Regions from separate parts of the Homo sapiens genome. Here region 2 is linked to region 1. A link is a loop called in an ENCODE intact Hi-C map of the cell type or tissue named here. Cell type or tissue: ascending aorta. All regions are shown on one strand. Each heading gives the region's core, and the rest is flanking DNA. Links, peaks and the distances in the headings are about the cores only. Region 1 overlaps PTCH2 (patched 2). Region 2 overlaps EIF2B3 (eukaryotic translation initiation factor 2B subunit gamma).

The links. Hi-C counts contacts between places; a loop is a spot of excess contacts. Peaks named below come from ENCODE experiments on the same cell type or tissue, not always from the same donor. Only the 100,000 strongest peaks of a DNase experiment are listed, where the experiment ranks them.
Region 2: a loop joins it to region 1, with 2.6 times the contacts of the local background. A loop is called at or near these places in 2 of 110 quality-filtered maps.

The regions. Positions count from the first base shown.
Region 1 is chr1:44,834,600-44,837,514 of GRCh38, reverse strand. The region is part of intron 2 of PTCH2 (patched 2); the gene reads left to right. Among named protein-coding and RNA genes, the nearest start is that of PTCH2, 7.2 kb to the left of the region's middle. RefSeq lists an enhancer at 1,101-1,601. In ascending aorta, for the core only: a CTCF peak has its summit at 1,521 (motif pointing left); a DNase peak (open chromatin) is centred at 1,454.
Region 2 is chr1:44,906,146-44,909,060 of GRCh38, reverse strand. The region is part of intron 5 of EIF2B3 (eukaryotic translation initiation factor 2B subunit gamma); the gene reads left to right. Among named protein-coding and RNA genes, the nearest start is that of PTCH2, 64 kb to the right of the region's middle. In ascending aorta, for the core only: no CTCF peak of the experiment used is centred there; no DNase peak of the experiment used is centred there; H3K27ac peaks cover 545 bases.

The sequences.
Region 1 (2,915 bases), core at 193-2,692:
GGGAGTCCAGGGTGGGGTGGATCACCTGAGGTCAGGAGTTCGAGACCAGCCTGGCCAACATGGCAAAACCTTGTCTCTACTAAAAATACAAAATTTGGCCACACATGATGGCATGTACCTGTAATCGCAGCTACTCCGGAGGCTGAGGCAGGAGATCACTTGAACCCAGGAGGCGGAGGTTGCAGTGAGCTGAGATCGTGCCATTGCACTCCAGCCTGGGTAACAGCAAGACTCTGTCTCAAAAAAATATATAAATAAATAAATTAAATTAAATAATAGAATGCTTTTAGCCACATGAAAAGAGAAGAAAAGGAAAGGAAGAAGGGAAGAAGGAAGAAAGAAGATTGATTTATTATTCTCTGTAACAGGAAGCCTGGTTAATTCAGTTAATTCGGCAGCCCAAGGACATTAGCAAGGACCCAGTTTCTTTCTATCTTTCTCCTCTGCCATCTTCAACATTCTGGACTTTTGTCCTCAGACTTATCTCAAAGTGGCTGCTGCAGTGTCAGGAAAAAGAAATCATTCTTGTCTTGCATTTCTTTTTGTTTTTGTTTTGTTTTATAGAGACAGGGTCTCACTCTTTCACCCAGGCTGGAGTGCAGTGACACAATCACAGCTCACTGCAGCCTGGAACTCCTAGGCTCACACAGTACTCCTGCCTCTTTCTCTGTAGTATCTGGGACTACAGGCACATGCCACCATGCACAGCTAATTTTTTTGTTTGTTTGTTTGTTTGTTTGTAGAGACGCAGTCCCACTATGTTGCCCAGGCTGATCTTTTTTCCTTTTTTCTTTTTCTTTTCCATCCCCCGAGACAGAGTCTTGCTCTCTAGCCCAGGCTGGAGTGCAGTGGATTGACCTCAGCTCACTGCAACCTCCGCCTCCTGGGTTCAAGCGATTCTTCTGCCTCAGCCTCCTCAGTAGCTGGGATTACAGGTGCGCACCACGCCTGGCTAATTTTTGTATTTTTAGTAAAGACAGGGTTTCACCACGTTGGCCAAGCTAGTCTCAACCTCTTGACTTCGTGATCCGCCCACCTCGGCCTCCCAAAGTGCTGGGATTGCAGGTATGAGCCATCGCGCCTGGCCGGCCCCCAGGCTGGTCTTGAACTCCTGGTCTCAAGCGATCCTCCTGCCTTGGCCTCCTGAAGTGCTGGGGTTACAGGCATGAGCCACCATGCCTGATCTTGCATCTCTTTTAAAAAGTGAGGAAAAATGTATTAGTAGCCTCCCAGCCAACTTCTCATTTGCTCTCTTTGGCAAGAACTATGTAGCATCCTATGCCGAAATCCTTCACTTGGCAAAGGCAATGGAATTACTGATTGGCTTCTTAAACTAATCAAGTTTCACCTCCTGATGCTGGGGAGGAGCCCAGCTGTCCCTAATCACTGGGCCTTTCCGATGACGGCCACGGAAATCAGGGTCTGTTAGAAAGGAGGAAGGTGCTGACAGCCTCACCTTCAAATCTGCCTCCACAGCACCACCCTGTGGCCAATCTCCATCTGGCCAAGTCAGTCCCCTTCTTAGTGCCCTTCCACCGATTTCCACCAGATTCTGTAAAATCAAATATAAACTCCATAGCACACACTCTAGGCCCTCCATAATTGGACTTGATTGCTTCTCCAGCATTGCCGCTGGCTCCTCCCTGGCTCACTCTTAGCAGTACCGAAACACGGAGTCTTTGACAGTTCCCTGCGCACACCTGGTCCAGGACACGTTTCCTGACTTCTTCTCGTGGGCACCTCATCATTCACAACTCACAATAGTGTATTCACAAAAATACATTGTTAGGTGATGAAAACGTCAGATCCCCTCTGCCCAAAATCTACCATGACTCCCATTTCACCTAGAGAAAGCTTAAGTCCCTACAATAGTATATAGGCCTTTACACGTGAAACTTCTGGACCAAAGATTATGGAGCATATATATTGCAATGTTGCTTTCCCCCGAAGAGTGTACCATATTACACTCTCATGGTGGGTTAGAGTGTACTCTTGTAAACCAGCAACGAGTGCCATCAATTTTAAAATTTTTGCTAAATTGTTAGATAGTAACTTATTGATGTTTGTATTTGCATTTACATTATTATTTATAAGGTAGAGTCTTTTTCCATATTGGTTAACCAGTTATATTTTCCCGTTGGTAAAGACATAAAAGTTTGGCCGAGCACAGTGACTCATGCCTGTAATCCCAGCACTTTCAGAGGCTGAGGTGGGAGGATCACTTGAGCCCAGGAGTTCGAGACCAGCCTGGGCAACATAGGGAGACCCTGTCTCTACAAAAAATACAAACATTAACTGGGCATGGTGGCACACACCTGTAGTTCCAGCTACTTGAGAGGATTGCTTGAGCCGGGAGGTCAAGGCTGCGGTGAGCTGTGATTGCACCACTGCACTCCAGCCTGGGTGACAAAGCGAGACCCTGTCTCAAAAAAAAGAGACAAGTTGTTTTTTCATGTATCAATCTTGATATTCTCCCTCCTCTGTCCTATTTCCTCCCCTGTCACCTGCAGTCTTTCCTTCAGTTCCTTCTCATTTTTCTGTCACTTCATTTCTCTACCAGCAACTATTGAAAAATAACTCCACATCTGTACCTACTGTGTGCCATGCAATTTCCTAAGTACTTTGCCTGCATTTATTCTAATTCTACCAAGGTAGTCACTGTTTCTGTTTGACAGATGAGGAGCTGGAGACCCAGAGAGAATAACTAATGAGCCCAAGGCACAGACTAAGCATTATCGACTCTTCCTTTCTGCACCACAATGCATCCCAGTTCACCTGTCCATATCTATCTTTGTCAACTAAGGTTTATCTTTTTCTCTGCCCCATTTTCTCCCCTGAGGAGTCTTTATTCTCTTTGATGCTCCATTTTAAATTATCCGTGTTTCTTTCTCTTGCTTTCTTATCAGATCTCTCTG
Region 2 (2,915 bases), core at 209-2,708, 72 kb before region 1:
CGGATATAAATTGGCAGCACTATAAATTCATGGCTCCTATCTTAGCTGAACCCTCAGAACCACTCTTCATTCTTCCATTTGTCCTGGGCCAGCTTTCCACTCCTCTCAGAAGCTGTTCTCTACCATCACCATTCTCCTGTCAAAACATGGGCCTGCTGATTTCCCCAGCTACCCCATCCATGACTTTGCCTTTATTCAGACCCACCTTCGATTCCTTTCCTCCAGCATTAGAAGAAGTTTGGGGCCAGTCCCTTCATTTATGCCTTTTACCCCCTTTCTTCTGCCACTCCTGGAACCTTTTCTCCATTAGTTTTTTCAACATTCTCCAGAATTTTCAACTTTGCTTTCCACTATCTCTTTATCCCAAATCTATAAATACATTGCTTGTAGAATAAAGCACACATTCCTAAAGCCCTCAGTTATCTAATCATGCTTACCCCTCCAGCCTTATATCTCATCTTTCTCTAACACAACCCCATTCTCAACATTCTATCAGTAGCTATGAAAAATTGCTTATAGTTCTGTTAACTTCTGCATTCCTTGTAATGTCTTTGTCCTTTTACTTTTCACCGTTCCTGGTAATCCTTCAGCCAAAGTTACTCTTCTCTCCCTGGCTAAGAACTTATTTTTCTTTCAAGACTCAGCTCAAATATCATTTTTCTGTGAAGATTTTTCTAATCTTTCCTGTCATAGGCAGAACCGTGCTTCTTCCTTTGTGCTCCCCTATATACTGAAGAAAGTTCTGTGGTAACATTTATAACCCTGTATTGCTCTGGACTATAAGTTACATAAGGATAGTGGTTGTATTTTGTCTTTGTAGGCCTAAGGTCTAATACATGGCCTGACATAGTAGGATCCCAGTAAATTTGTTGGAAGAGGACATTAATGGAGCCAGAGTGTCACCTTGTGTTTGAATGTGCTTTGGCAACAGAGTCTTTATAGGCAGAGCTGAGACTTCTTAATCTTGTGAATTGGAGAAAGGGCTGGAACAGCATTATTTGCACCACATTCTTCAGATCAAAGCAGTCATAAGCCCAGCCCAGAGTCATGAGATGCAAAATAGACTCTACCTCATGATGGGAGGAGCTGCAAAGTTACTTTACAAAAGGATATGAGTACAGAGAGGGGAATAATTGTGGCCATCTTTTTTTTTTTTTTTTTTTTTTTTTTGAGATGGAGTTTCGCTCTTGTTGCCCAGACTGGAGTGCAATGGCGTGATCTCGGCTCACTGCAACCTCCACCTCCTGGGTTCAAGCGATTCTCCTGCCTTAGCCACCGAGTAGCTGGCATGCACCACCATGCCCGGCTAATTTTGTATTTTTAATAGAGACAGGGTTTCTCCATGTTGGTCAGGCTGGTCTTGAACTCCTGACCTCAGGTGATCCCCCCACCTCAGCCTCCCAAAGTGCTGGGATTACAGGCATGAGCCACCGTGCCCGGCTGTGACCATTTTTAAAACAATCTACTGTAGTCCCAACTACCAAAGCATTTTTTGTTTGTTTTTGAGAAGGAGTTTTGCTCTGTCGCCAGGCTGGAGTGCAATGGCACGATCTTGGCTCACTGCCACCTCTGACTTCCTGGTTCAAGCAATTCTCCTGCCTCAGCTTCCCAAGTAGCTGGGATTACAGGCACGCCCCACCACGCCCAGCTAATTTTTGTATTTTTAGTAGAAATGAGGTTTCACCATGTTGGCCAGGATGGTCTCCATCCCCTGACCTCGTGATCCACCCACCTCGGCCACCCAAAGTGCTGGGAGTACAGGCATGAGCCACCGCGCCCAGCCACTACCAAAGCATTTTAAGCAGGGAATGACACAATCAAATTTGCCTTCGAAAGATAACTCTGGATACAATATGGAGAAAGGATTGGAGTTGGGTAAGAGAGGATGCAGAGAGACCAAGTAAGGGAAGGTATTGTAGTAATCCAGGTAAGAAGTAATGGTAATTTGAACTAGGGTATTGACAGTGGAGTTGGAGAAAAGTAGATAAGTTAGAGAAGGATTTAGCAGGTAAAATCTGAGGACTTGGTGTTTGAACCTTGGGGTTGAGAAGTGTAGTGGTGTCAAAAAAGACTCACATTTCAGGTTTGAGCAGCAGGATAATAATCAGATAGGAAGCACTGGGTTTGTGGCAGGGAGATCCGAAGTTCATTTGGGGATCCAGGTAAACAGGAGTAAGTCATATATAGACTCGGTGTTCAGAGGATAGGACTATGCTTCAGATATAAATTTGTAAGCATTAATATATAGATGTCAACTTAGTGTCTTGTACATACCTGGTACTTAGGAGAAAGTTATTTGCCCAGCTGTTGAACCTCAAGGGTGGGGAATGTCTGAGCTAGGTTGTTTCATAATATCTTTTATCCCGGGCACGGTGGCTCATGCCTGTAATCCCAGCACTTTGGGAGGCCGAGGTGGGCGGATCACCTGAGGTCAGGAGTTCAAGACCAGCCTGACCAACATAATGAAACCCTGTCTCTACTAAATACAAAAAATGAGCCGGGTATGGTGGCGCATGCCTGTAATCCCAGCTACTCGGGAGGCTGAGGCAGGAGAATCGCTTGAACCTGAGAGGCGGAGGTTGCAGTGAGTCGAGATCGTGCCACTGCACTCCAGCCTGGGCAACAAGAGTGAAACTCTGTCTAATTTAGTATAACTCTAGCCATGCAGAAGCTGAAACAAAGCTTTGAGGCATGAACTCCTGAGTGATCCTTCACTGAACCTTTGCCGTGACCATCTCCTACACAACCAGCTTGGAACCAGGCCTGAAGACAGTAGGAATATTGCTTGTGTACTTGGGATAATTCTGGTCAAGGCTGTCACAAGGCCAGCCTAGATTCATGAGACGAGAAAATAGACTCTACCTCATGATGGGCATGACCTGCTGAAATGTCATATTAGCTAGACCAGTGAGACT